Regions from separate parts of the Homo sapiens genome. Here region 2 is linked to region 1. The links are chromatin contacts, found by Hi-C or POLR2A ChIA-PET in ENCODE. All regions are on one chromosome and are shown on one strand. The core of a region is the stretch at or near the end of the contact, and the rest is flanking DNA. Distances in the headings are between cores, read along the strand shown.

Region 1 (6,783 bases), core at 1,852-4,351:
AAAACAAGAATGATATAGATAGGAGAGGGGGAAAAAAAAAAATAACATGAGCAGGACGCAAAAAACAGAGATAAGACCATGACAAATAAGCCCTCCAGAAATGTGCATAATCCTGTGTCATGAGTCTGACTTTTCTCAATTCTAGAATGGGGTATGGAGAAGGTAATCTTATCTAGACCTCAGGGGCAGGTGACTCAGCTATCTGTCACTCAAGTGATATATAATGATTCTGCTGAGGCTTATGTCATGTGATTTGAAGGATGCAACAAGAATTTCCTAAACAAAATATCTAATATTTCCTCTTGGCTTGTGCCAGAGCCTGAAATCAACACCATCATCATTCTTTCAGGGTGAAGCATGAAAATCTTCCCTTAAAATACAATCATACTCTGACACTCATTAGGATCACTACTATCAAATAAAAAAAAAAAACAAACCCAGAAAACAACAAGTGTTGGCAGGGATGTAAAGAAGTTGGAACTTTTGTGCACTGTTTATTGGGTTGTAAAATGATGCAGCCACTACGGAAAAGCGTGGCTGTTCTTTAAAAAATTACAAATAGAGCTACCATGTGGTCCAGAAATCCCATTTCTGGGTATATTTCCAAAATAATTGAAAGCAGGATCTCAAAGAGATATGTGAACACTCATGTTCTTAGCAGCACTATTCCCAATAGCAAAGAGGTGGAAGCAACCCAAATGTCCATTAATAGATGAATGGATAAACAGAATGTGCTATGTACATGCAATGGAATACCATGCTCCCTTAAGAAGGAAGGACATCTTGTTATGTGCTAAGACAGAAATGAACCTTGAGGACAGTATGTTAAGTAAAACAGGCCAGTCACAAAAGGACAATAACCATACGATTCCACTTATACGAGGTATCTAAAGTAGTCAAATGTATAGATATGAAAATGCAGAATGGTGGTTACCAGAGTTTGGGAGGAGGGGGAAGTAAGGAATCGTTTAATAACTACAGAGGTTCAGTTCTGCAAGACGAAAACCTTCCGGGGATCCATTTCATACCATTAGAGATAAGCTGAACCCTACAGAACTGTCCACTTAAAAATGGTTAAGATGGTAAATTGTATATGTTTTTTAACCACTATAAAAGTGCAACCATTTTCTGTATAACAGGTCATCTTAAACCATCCTCCTTTACACTTTGTTATGAATTAATTTATCAGATTAGCTTCATTCTCTGAAGGACAGATGTGTCAGTTTTTATAAAGAGGAGAGCCAAAAGGGTGTTAGGAAAGGGAGGCTCAGGGCATCATAGAAGTCTCTGGGCATCTGGGAAGATGACCAGGCACAGAAGCTAGGCAGCTAATGGAGAGTGGAGTGGGGACTGCAGAAGCATGAAAGAGAGCGGGGCAACACAAAGACATGAGAAAATGCACTAAAAATACATTTTTTCTCATATTTTCCCTGAAGCTGCTATCCTTGGGTGACCTCAAGAACTTACAGGCAGTGAAAAGTTGCCTTTGCAAAGGCTGCCCTGAGAGACACTCAGAATAACACGGCTTGAAGGGCCCTTCTGGCAAGCGCATCACAGCTGGGTTTCCAGGACCACAAAGGCAGACTGAAACTTTCTCCATTAGCTGTGAGTGTGCCCTGCTGAACCTTGTGGGCCCAGATGGTGCTTATTTTTAGGCACCTTCGTCTTTCCATGACTAACTGGGAACAGTAAAGTATGGAGCTGGGTCTAAGAGCCAAGGCAAAGTCTCTATTTCAGGAAAGCATTACAGCTGGGGAGAAGCTTTGGCTCAGCAGTCTCCTGGGTTCCTGCCCCTCTGTTAAAAGGAGAGACGTCTGTTCACCTTAAGCACAAACGGGGTCATGGACTTGGGGCTGAGGAAGCCCTGAGAACATATCAGTCCCAAATAGCTACAGCTGGTGCAAAAGGAGACTGGGCAAAGAGCTGCTGCTTGACTGTTACCCCGATGCTGCCCCGATGGGATGATTCTGCACTGATGGGCTTTCAGCACTTAGTCCTGGCCTGCCTGGGCCACTCATCCACCCGTGGGCAGGACTCCAAGCCTCCAACTTTCATGACTCTTTGCTCCAGGCCTTGCCCACACTGCATCAAGGCCAGCCTAGCATGAAGCTCTCATGTCCTCAGAAGGCACCTGGCAGAGAAGCTCAGTGTGTGCAGAAAAGAAGTACAAGGTTTTCTGAGAGTTCACTGAGTAAATACAGTGACACACATATAGACTAAGAACCTCAGTCCATTCACTTGGGTATGCAAAAAATTGTGCATTACCTACTCTTCCCATTCTTGAAATCACTATAATTCTGACTCCAAGCTCCACTCTCGCTGGACCTAGAAGTTAAACCTACGCTTTCTTGGGTTTCCTCCTGCAAATATGTAAAAGTCCTGGGGTCTTAACTAGCTTCAAGATGGGGAATGCCCTCAAGGTGTCAGTTGCGGGTCCACACTGGCTGTGGCTGAGACACCCATTATCCCAGGTTCTGCTGCTTCTTTGCCAAGACTAGAAATCTCAGATGAAACAGGGGAACACAAGTGGGAGAACCCAAGCCTCCTACAGGTGCCCTTCCTGTCAACACTTCCCCCCTGAGGCCTTCTCACAACCTGAGTAGGGTACAAATTCTGAGGGCAGGATCTGTCTCTCCCTCCCAGTCACCAGAAATCTCTCCTTCCAGCCTTATTGTTTCTCATATGGCCTGTTCCACTCCAGCCCCCTCCAGGACACACTTCAACCATTTAGGATCTTAGGACAGAGTCTTGAATTTCATTAAAGCTTTTTCTGCTTTCAACCCTGATAAATCCCTGAGATAAATAATCACAAAGCTTGGCCAACATTAGGGGTTAGTATCTCCATTTGAAATAAAGCACAGGTAGCTGAAGTGATGTGTACCATGTGTTGGAGGCAAAACCTAGACAAAGAAGCCAGGTGTGCTGATTGTAGGCAAGTGTCCTGTCCAGGATGCCACCAAATTGCAAGTCAGAGAGCATGCAGCAAATGCTGGCTTTGGAACTAGCAGGCAAGAAACTGAAGGCTCACTTGTGTTTTATTATCAACACTGGGGAAGCTGAATAAAACCAGCTAGTGGTGGGCAGGGAGCCAGCATTGGCTTGATTAGATCTTCACTCTGTGGTTACCAGCCAGTGCCATCCAGGGAGAGCCTGAATCTGGAGGAGAGGCTGTGCTGCCAGTGCAGCCAGCACCTGTGTTTGACTATTTCTACTGCTTGTTTCAAGCAAACAGGCAGTGACGCAAGAAAGGCAGGAAAGAGGACTCTCTGAGCCTGGCATCTGGTGAGGCCAAGTTTTACTGAGCATGCACATTGCTTTTCTACCATCTTGAGGATAAACCACTTGCCCCTCGGTCAGAAGCTCTCCTAACTAGAAGATGTCTTATTTTGGAAACAAAAGCTAAGTAATGGGTTGACTCCTTGGTGTTTATCTCTCTGAAGTCAGCTTCATATATTTGGGGGCTGGAAGGGATTAGGAGACAGGACTGTTGGAAGCTACATCAGGAAGGTGGCTCTATTTTCTGAGATGTCCTCTGACTTTTTTGCAGAGCATCTCACTTCCCTCTGGACACCCCCACCTTCTTGCACCTGGCATCACCACACTGCCTTGCTCCCTTTCTCAGGATGCCACCCAGACCTGAACTTTCCGGCCACTGTATCAAGCACAAAAATGATACTGCCTTCATCATGCTCATCAAAACTGCCATTTTCTGGATGTCATGCTGTGTAGAATGGGGTAGCAGTGGTGAATGGGCCCACATAAATAATTCATTCTAAAACATGAGCCCTGCCAATATTGTTATATAAAAGAAACTTTCCAATGGAGTATAAACTTTACCACAAACTTGAGAATTTGTGTCAGCTCTGTTCGCTACCATGATTTGATAGAAAATTATCTCATTAAACCCAAAAAAACAGGCCAGTAATAATAATATGGTTGAAAATGAGCCTCAAGAGAAATATTTAGTAACATTTGCCAAGTTTGGAATGTAATACATTATTTTGCTATTGTTGAAATCCTCAGCAATAATAACAATGTTGAAAAAGTACTTTCTCAGAAGGGCTGGTAATTTCATAAGTTTAACTCTAATGTATTTGTATACAGAAAATGAATGATATATTGAGCTCCAAAAGAAATAAGGCCCATGGGGCAAAAGGGATATGATCAGGGGAAGGTCAGGTCTTTACTAGACAAGAGGCCTGAGATAAAATAAACATGGTCTTGTGCAGAATTTTTTAAATTTCATGTAATGAGGGTTGTGGAATCAATTCCATGAGTTTTAACCAAACTTCTCTTTGGTATGAAATGGAAATGCAATAAACTATACCACAGATAGTAAGGTCAGTATACACATGTATATAATATATACGAGTTTGAATAATATAAAATGTAACTATGACTGAGGATTGTGGTTTAAAATGTTTGAAAGCAACAAGTTCAAGGCACTGGTTTTAAATTATTTTTAAGCTCAGAATTTTTATGTGGAAGCTTAATATGTAAAATAGATCAAAACAAATCTGTCATCACTGCAGGCACTGGTGAAGGGGGCAGAATTCGGCCCTGTCAGCTCACTACAATCCACCTTCCCGTGAGCAGCAGAATTCTGAAAACCACAGGTCCAGAAATTACACTGCTCCAGAAATTACACTCTGTCAGTTCCCCTAGTATAAGCGTCAAATTGATTCTTACTATTGAGGTTTGAGGGACCCAATAATAACACCACCTATTCCACCTAAATTCTGAATTGAGAGAGACAATAGGATCAACAGATGACAGTCAACTATCAACAAAATACTAATAAAGGCTAGGTTGGGGACTGTACTTAAGTGCAGGGTATCAGTGGATTTCCTAATTTAACTGGCAGAATTAGATAGACCTATGCAGTCACGGCAGCACCGGAAACCTGGAAGGCCCCAACCCTAATTCCCACTCAGAGGCAGAGACTCAGAGCAGACAAGCCCATCCCAAAAGCAAAGGGATGAGAAAGGCTAAGCTAGGCATGCCCCATTCAGAGAAGCCAGGAGTGCTATATTAATTGATACCTCTCCACAAGGAAATAGGAATCAGGTGGAAAAGAGGTTCCTCTCCATGACACTTAGCAAAATGATGTATGCTTTTTCTTCATAGCACTTACTGCAATTAGAATTAATGTCTGCCTCCCTTAGTAGACTATAGACTTTTTGAAGGCAGAGGCTATATCTATTCTATATCCTGTTATATTGCTAGCATCTAGCACACATTTCATGCTCAACAAATATGTGCTACATGAATAAGACTAATGTAAAAATACTGTCAATATAATAGACCACCTATACCCCACTTTCAATACCAAGGTATTTGAGAATTGAATCATATTCATTCAATGTCAAGCAAAACTGAGGCAGGCCTACTCTTGAGAGTATTTGAAAGATTGTATTTACTCACCCTGGTGAACAAAGAAAAAAATTAGTCCTGGCAGGGCATGGTGGCTCATGCCTGTAATCCCAACACTTTGGGAGGCCAAAGCAGGTGGATCATCTGAGGTCAGGAGTTCAAGACCAGCCTGGCCAACATGGTATAACCCCGTCTCTACTAAAAATACAAAAAAAAAAAAATTAGCTGGGCATGGTGGCACATGCCTGTAGTCCCAACTACTCAGGAGGCTGAAGCAGGAAAATCACTTGAACCTGGGAGGCAGGGGTTGCAGTGAGTCAAGATCATGTCACTGCCCTCCAGCCTGGTGACAGAGTGAGACTCTTTCTTACAAAAAACAAAAAACAAAAAAACAAAAAAAACACCTAGTCCTACTCAAGGAAAAGAAGCCGTGAAAAAGTAGGAAATCTACCCCCATGAGAAAGAACAACCAGAGCAAAGCTTCCCTCTTCTGGAAAGTCTATCAGGTTCCTACAGTTTCCTAGAAGAAAAGCCTTTCTCTCATGTGGTCTCAAACTCTTCTCTGTGAGTAAACTATAAATCACTTCTTTCATCTTCTGTGAGAAAACAACTTTGACTTATCAAGCCTACCTTTTAACGTGGCTTTTGCCTACCATATCTACAAGGTGATGAAGCTGTTATAATCAACAAATCCAAGAGAAGTAGCTATTTAAATAATAAGAATTGTAGCCATGTTTCCTCGTGCCGTAAGTCCATGCTCTTAGGGGGCATTAGGTCTCCAGCCAGTAAAGAGTCTCATTCACAACAGCAGCATGTGAGGTCAAGTGGGAATGTACAGAGACACTAAGAACAGCCCTCAGCCAAAAATCTCTCCTTTATTCATCCCATATTGTAGACTCCACTGGGGGAAGGCTATGAAAACTCCTATTTAGATTTAAATATATTTTGAGAAGGCAAGCTTCTTTGACCTTTATGTCACACCCTTTATGGACTTAGAGCCCATCAATAAGGGTTATTGATAATTTAAACAGAAATTACTTATACCCTCTCTACTAAAAAGAGCAACATTTTATTTATTTATTTATTTTTTATTATTATTATTTTTGAGACGGAGTTTCGCTCTTATTGTCCAGGCTGGAGTACAATGGTACAATCTCGGCTCACCACAAACTCCACCTCCTGGGTTCAAGTGATTCTCCTGCCTCAGCCTCCCAGTAGCTAGGATTACAGGCATGCGCCACCATACCCAGCTAATTTTGTATTTTTAGTAGAGATGGGGTTTCCCCATGTTGGTCAGGCTGATCTTGAAGTCCTGACCTCAGGTGATCTGCCTGCTTCAGCCTCCCAAAGTGCTGGGATTACAGGTGTGAGCTGCCGTACCCAGCCAAAAAAGAGCAACATTTTAATAAT
Region 2 (6,783 bases), core at 280-2,779, 100 kb after region 1:
ACTAAAGTTAAATAAAGTCCCAAGGGCAGGTCCAACCCAATATGACTGCTGTCCTTATAAGTGGAAGAAATTTGGACACAGACATGTACAGAAGGAAGATCATATAGGGACACACAGAGAAGACAGCCATCTACAAGCCAAAGAGAAAGGCCTCAGAAGAAACCAATCCTACTGACACTTTGATCTCAAACTTCTAGCCTCCAGGACCGTGAGAAAACAGATGCCTTGTTTAAGCCATCCAGTTTGTGGTACTTTGTTATTACAGCCCTAGAAAACAAACATAAGAAGAGACACCTCTCTCTTGGTTGTGACCTTCGAGGAGAAAATGACATTGCTGCCCTCCATATTCATTGCTGCTAGAAGGAGGAGTAAGGTGGAAAGCATGCCTCATTCCAGCACACACACAATATCAGTGGCTCACACAGTGTTCCACTATCACCACCCACATGCCCAGTCCCACTGATACAAGTGGACAGATTTAGGACTTTCACAAGAAGAAAAGCACATTTCTCAGTAAATTAAACTAGATCATCAATGTTTCACCCTTATTTTTTTCTTTATACTCAAAGAAATATTAACAGCCTAATAAATCTCAGGTAGGTAGCTAAATACCTAAAAATTTTCCAGAGAAAGAGTAAGACCAAATTTACTCTTGATGTCTTGCCCCTAATCTTAGCACCAGTGACTATTGTACTAGATGTTTCCTCAAAGTTTTTATTCCAGGGGTCCAGCTCAGTATACCCAAGGGAAAGCAGACTTGGGTATACTCTTTTCAGAGAAGTCTAACAGTTGAGCCTGGAACCAAGGCTAGAATTCCTAAGAAGAAAGGCTTACTCATCAGATTTTCACAAAACAGCTCAATGCTTTTCATTTTTCCATTTATTTTTCATTTTCATTTTCATTTTTCCATTCATTCACTTTTTCAGGAAATATTTATTGTGCATCTAGTGTGTGCAAGGTTCTGTAGTAAGGGCCAGAGGTATAAATGATGATAAAGCATCAACATAACAAAAAACCATAAGAATTGTCCCCCCAGAAAGCTAGAGCATGAGGATTTCTAAGAAAAGGGAAGAGTGAGAAATCACAGAAATCAAAAATTTAGGATTATGAGAGAAAAAACATTCCAAAGATCAGCTGCCCTATTTTTTCCAGGACATTTTATCAGTTCAGGAAATCAAAATAAAAATATCACATCATTTGAACAGATATTCAGATGTGATGGGCAAACTATAGTCGTGTGACAGCTCACAAAGAGAGATAAATATTTTCCTCTGCCTCCTTCCCTCTCTGACAAATATGCTGATCGGCTCCTTTGCAACTCCCCCAAATACATACTATTTACATTCATTGAAGACAGCCAAATCGTTTTACAAGTGTATTTCAGTGTTTTGAATCTTCTAACATCAGGCAATCCCTGTTACTTTCTTTGAAACAAGTTTCCACTATGCAGAGAGAATAAATAAACACACTCTGTGCTGTTAGCAGGTTCACTCTGTTGTCTGGGTTGCGGGGAATGGAGGTGGTGGCAGTGGCAGCACTGATGGCGATGGCCGGGCTCAACCCGAAGGGAACAGTGCTGCTTTTTCTTGCAGCCCTGGGAGAGAATCGCAGAGTGCTGCAGGAAGAGGGAAGATCCTGAACCCACTCAAGAGAGCGCCTCAAGGGCAATGGTGTTCTCTCTTCAGGCACGTGATCGGGAACAAAGGAATCTTTATTCATCTCTTTCTGCTGTACTGGTTTGCTTTATATTCCTTATAAGCAGCTGAAAAAGACCATGAGCAGCCCTTTCAATCAGCTGAGGAAGAGAGGAAAGGTTTCAGAAGAGAGAAGCTGTCAATTCTGAGAATGGTTTATTCACATTATAGAATAATCTTTCAAGAAAAGAACTCTACAGGACTGATCTTTTAATTATAGAGGGATAAATACATCTGTGAAATCTACCAATTTCACTTTGGATTAAATACTCTTACTAAAAGCCAGATATTCAGTAAACAAAGATCTCAATTTGGAAATGGCTTTTCTCCCTAATACGTGTCTTCTAGCTAACGTCCTACCCCATTCCACCCCCAAATTCTAGTTGCTATTTGAGAAACAAAAATACATAACCTATTAGAGATGGAGTTTGAGGGTCTTAGATATGTTTCATTTGCTACCAAGCAAGCTCTGGATTCTCAAAAATGTTGATCAATTATCTGTGAATAATTTTAAGATCACAGTGTCTTATAGGGAATATTTTTTGATTTATCAAAGAATCTCAACATATTTAATCCTATGCACAAATCACATCCCAGCTGTGGTTGAGAAATACAAGCAAGAATCACAGTTAGAGTCTTTGGTGTACCTTCACGGTGCCAAAGACAGGGTGGGCAAAGATACACACTCCATAAATATTTATTTACAGAAATGACATTGTTCATAATTCCAGAAATTCCACCAAAATTTTAAATTGCAATTTCTTCTAGTTCTTTTTGGATGTAAAACAAGCATAGAAACAGTGCCTGGCTCCTAGCTGGTTGTGTCTTTCCTGGCTCATTTTTTATGTAGTGCCTCTGACTAAAACAGCCCAGAAGCAATTCTCTTGTCCACAAACAAGGGAGCCAACAGCTTTCTGTGGCCCTTTTCCATCTCCCAGTATTCTGGATGAGTCAACCCTCTTCCTTGGGGGTTTCTGGAGACTTTTGCAAGTGCCCATTTCAGAAAATCCCATTTCCACTTGAAGTATTTATCCCAGAAAAAGAAAAGATTAAAGAAAAAGAAAACCCTGAGTTTTCTCAAAAACTATTTATTTGCCATTGATGTTCCCGCTTACGTTTTGTGGAAATCCTTCTCTAACTTGATATTTACACAATATTGTAACATCTCCTTTTTGTGTTATTTCTTAACTTTGAAATAAATGGAGATTCTTTAATAGATGACATTTAGACAGATGTCATTCCAACAGTAGGCTGATTCTTCCTATTACTTAGAAATTGTTTAAATTCTGAGGCATTCTCATTTATGTCTATTGGCATCAGTTAACCTGTGGTTCCAAAAGCTAGTGCCAAGTTTTGGTTCTTCCTGTTTGCAAAATCAACCTTTCCCCATGTCAGCTGTTCCTAGGGTGGAGGCGGTCACAGAGTTCCCAGCAACACTTCTTGTCAATGTACCCTGTGGCGAACATCTCTTCTGTTCCCTAGATCTCATCCCTAGATCATTGTCCATTCTTCTCAGATGCTTCCCTCAGCATTCAGGGCCCAGGCTCCAGGAATCAACATTGCTTCAAAATAATCTCATAACTAGCTTCTAGACCAGTTTTCAGCCAGTCTCTTTTTAAATCTTCTTCACAAAAATTTTGAGGCTAACCCATCCGATTTTAATCTAAGTAAGGAGAGGACAAAGATTATTTACTTGACCAAATTTTGGGCAAGCTCCTGAAACTTCTCCTAGGCTCATCTGTGTACTTTCTTATAAAGTCCAGTTTTAACAAAGAATCCTGCTGAGTCAGTTTAGCAAGCACTTCCACCCTTGATATCCGAGCACCCTCTGTATCTGGCTGGGTTCCTCCTCCTCCACCATCCCCCAGGTGATGTCTGCTTACCCTGGCCTGTCTTCAGTAAGAATCCTGTTAGGTCAGTTTAGCCAGAATCCTCCCTTGCCCCTGAAGTTTCCTCTTAGTAATTTTTTTTATCTAATGACCCCCACCGTGCTTCTTCCATATAAATTCCCACTTGCCCATGCCGTATTCTGAGTTGAGCCCAATCTCTCTCCCCCACTGCAGAATCTGATTGCAGTGATCTCTATACCTATTAAGATGGTCCTGAATAAAGTCTCCCTTCCTGTGTTTTAACAAGTATCATTGACTAGTTTTTTTCTTTAACAGAAAGGAAGAGATGGTATCAAGACATTTTCTCTTTATTATGGGTAGGTATGATATCACCTGTGGTAACTTTCATTTGTTCTGTACTTCCATAAAGCTAAGGAGCTTGGCTGAATAGGCTCAGCAGCCAGCTCTGGGCCCACACAGTCCTCTGTTCATAGAGGGGAAAGTGTCAGCTCACAGTTCTTCACTCATTCTCTCCATTCTACTTTGTCATTCCTCTGCTGTTACACTGACCTGCTGCCAGGTAAATGAAACTGACTTTTTTATTTTTATTTTTTGAGACAGAGTCTCACTCTGTCACCCAGGCTGGAGTGCAAGTGGCATGATCATAGCTCACTGCAGCCTAGTACTCCTGGGCTCAAGTGATCCTCCCACCTAGCCTTCCAAAAACCTCCACAGGTGCACACCACTACATTCGGCTTTTTTTGTTTTGTTTTGTTTTGTACACAGGGGGTTTCCCTTGTTGCCCAGGCTAGTCTCCAACTCCAACTCCTGGGCTCAAGCAATCCTCCTACCTTAGCCTCCCAAAGTGCTGGGATTACAGGCGTGAGCCACCACATCCAGCCATAAACTCTGACCTCTTGGGCAGATGGAATTTCCCTCAAACATAGTAGATTCCCCTGGCATAGGGTAGAGGGGGGATCCTTGAGAAAAACTGGATCATATTCTGCATGGCATATATTTCAAATATTATATTCTTACACTGTATTGTATATATTAGTTTGTAATTCTGTTTTCCCCTCTAAAGTGTCAACTTCATCAGGGGATGTTACCTCCTTAAAGGAAAAAGTATATTTTATTTATCATGGTTTTCTCAGTGCCTTACACATTGTAGATGCTCAATAAGTAATTGTCCATCTTCATGTACTGTTGTTCTTTTACACGGTCCTCAGGAACTCAGCAGAGGGGACTTGAGACAAAGGAAAGGAGCTTAATGGACCTCCCTCACAGGAATAACATTTAATAAAATAAGACAATAGGAGAGTAGGCCTGGGAACCATAAAGAAAGAAACCCCTAAAACAAGATTCAGGGAGGGGAACTATAGAAAAGAGGGAACAACCAAGGGCCATGTGTCAGCAATAAGAGATAAATATCTTAGAAAGTACTGATCTAAGACAAGCCCAGATCCCCCAAGTGCCATTTCAGAGCTTAAAGCAACTGCAAAAGACGAGGAACGGACTTTATCAGTAAGGGTCATGTTCCTCACCTCACTCCCACATTACACCCTACACACATCTCCCTCACTCCACAGGGACTTGATGAATATCATCTGTCAGCCTCCTTCCTTTCCTGGTTTCTCAATGAGCCTGTTTCCCTTCTCTTCCTTTATAAACCCCCCCCCGCCACATGCATTCTTTGATCTTGATAGGGCCTTATCTATCCCATATCCTCTGAAAGATAACCAGCTACTCAGAATGGCCTCTTCCTCACCACTGTCAGTTCCACCCCCGGCCACCTTGGCAGCAGTTCCAATCTTGCTTCACCTTACTCGCCACAGGCATTTAAGCACACCCAATGGGCCTAATCTTTACTGACCAGCAATGCCTGAGTAACTGATTTGAATAACCTAGATTTTTTTCTCTCTGGCCTGTAAAGAATTTCATGGAAAACCCACAGGCCTCTGCTGCTGGCTGCCATGATGAATAGCCATGTTTATTTTTCTGGTGTCTCTGTCTGTTTCTATTACACTGATGTGCTGTGTCCTGGTATCTCTACCTCTATTACATGGATGCACTGTGTTCTGGGAGTCTGACAAAATAAAAATATAACAATAACAACAACAGAAACCCTGCAAAATCTGGAGGATATCTTAAAATGACAGCCATCGTTGTCAGGACTATAGCATAGAAGGAGAGAGCTTGGGCATCTACCAATCTTGGATTTGAATCTTAGCTCTATTATAAGACTTTTTGCAAATTACTGAATCTCGCTGAGCCTTAGTTTTTTTAATCTGTAAAAGAGGACAAGAATACCACCTTCCTCGCAGGGTTACTGTGTACTTTTAACCATTCTGCCCACTACACAACTGCAATCCAAAAACATTGCACTTGGTTCCTCCTTCACTTATTTCCAAGAGATCCATGAGATCCCTGGTATCACAGAGTGAACCATGCTAGCCTAAAGGAGATACCATCCGAGTTCTGTTCATTATTTTTAACTATATTTAAGTGTATTTGATTCTTCAACAACTAGAGCCTAATTTTTTTGTATTCAATGGAATTTTTTTCAGGAAAAGAATCTGCACTAATTTATATGACTGATATACAGAGTAAACATAAAGGTTCACGAAGCCAGTGGTTCACAAACTGAGGACTACACATACCCTGGAGGCCTCAAGGAACACAAATTCATGCACTCGTTACGATTCATGTGAGGACTGAGTGAACAATGCTATGTAAACACACACAGATATATCCACATATATTCATATATATGCAACATTGCTGTTTCAAATATAGGTTGTTTATATAGAGGCTATTAATAAAATATATTTTAAAGTGTTATTTAATTTATAAAAGCTTTTATCATTGCCTATTTTCTCAGCCAACATTTGCTATTATAACACGTTGTGGTTCTACATTTTAATATTAATATTAATAATTAAATTGTGACACTGTTATTACTAGTAATGTCTATTATTAATTGTTAATAATAATAGCCAACATTTATTATGTGCCAGGCACTGTTCTAATGACTTAACATACATTATGTACTCACATACTCATTAAATCCTCACATGATCCTATACAGTAGACCTATTATCATTTCTAATTTATGTATTAGGAAACGGAGGCACAGAGAGGTGATGTTAACTTGCCACAGAGCTGGTAAGTGGCAGAGCTGGGATTCAAGCTCAGATATCTGGTTCCAGAGTCCAAGCCCTCTGTTTTCACATTTAATCAGTGGAGAACTCAGGTTTGCA

Evidence for each region. A loop is a pair of places that touch in the nucleus more often than their neighbours do. ChIA-PET counts read pairs that join two places held with the same protein, here RNA polymerase II (POLR2A).
Region 2: a map of K562 shows a loop between it and region 1 (3-fold over the local background). The contact joins two enhancer-like sites. A Hi-C loop is called at or near these places in 1 of 168 maps with a recorded cell type or tissue (K562). POLR2A ChIA-PET finds 5 or more read pairs at or near these places in 1 of 52 experiments (GM12878).

Annotation. Positions count from the first base shown.
Region 1 is chr12:75,781,635-75,788,417 of GRCh38, forward strand. All of the region lies in intron 1 of LOC105369844 (a long non-coding RNA gene), which reads right to left. Among named protein-coding and RNA genes, the nearest start is that of PHLDA1-AS1, 250 kb to the right of the region's middle. Within about 2 kb of position 3,102, at least 11 of the 41 ENCODE cell types and tissues checked have a DNase peak (open chromatin) inside an H3K27ac peak, as active enhancers do.
Region 2 is chr12:75,887,767-75,894,549 of GRCh38, forward strand. No RefSeq gene overlaps it. Among named protein-coding and RNA genes, the nearest start is that of PHLDA1-AS1, 140 kb to the right of the region's middle. RefSeq lists a silencer at 243-537. Within about 2 kb of position 1,530, at least 4 of the 41 ENCODE cell types and tissues checked have a DNase peak (open chromatin) inside an H3K27ac peak, as active enhancers do.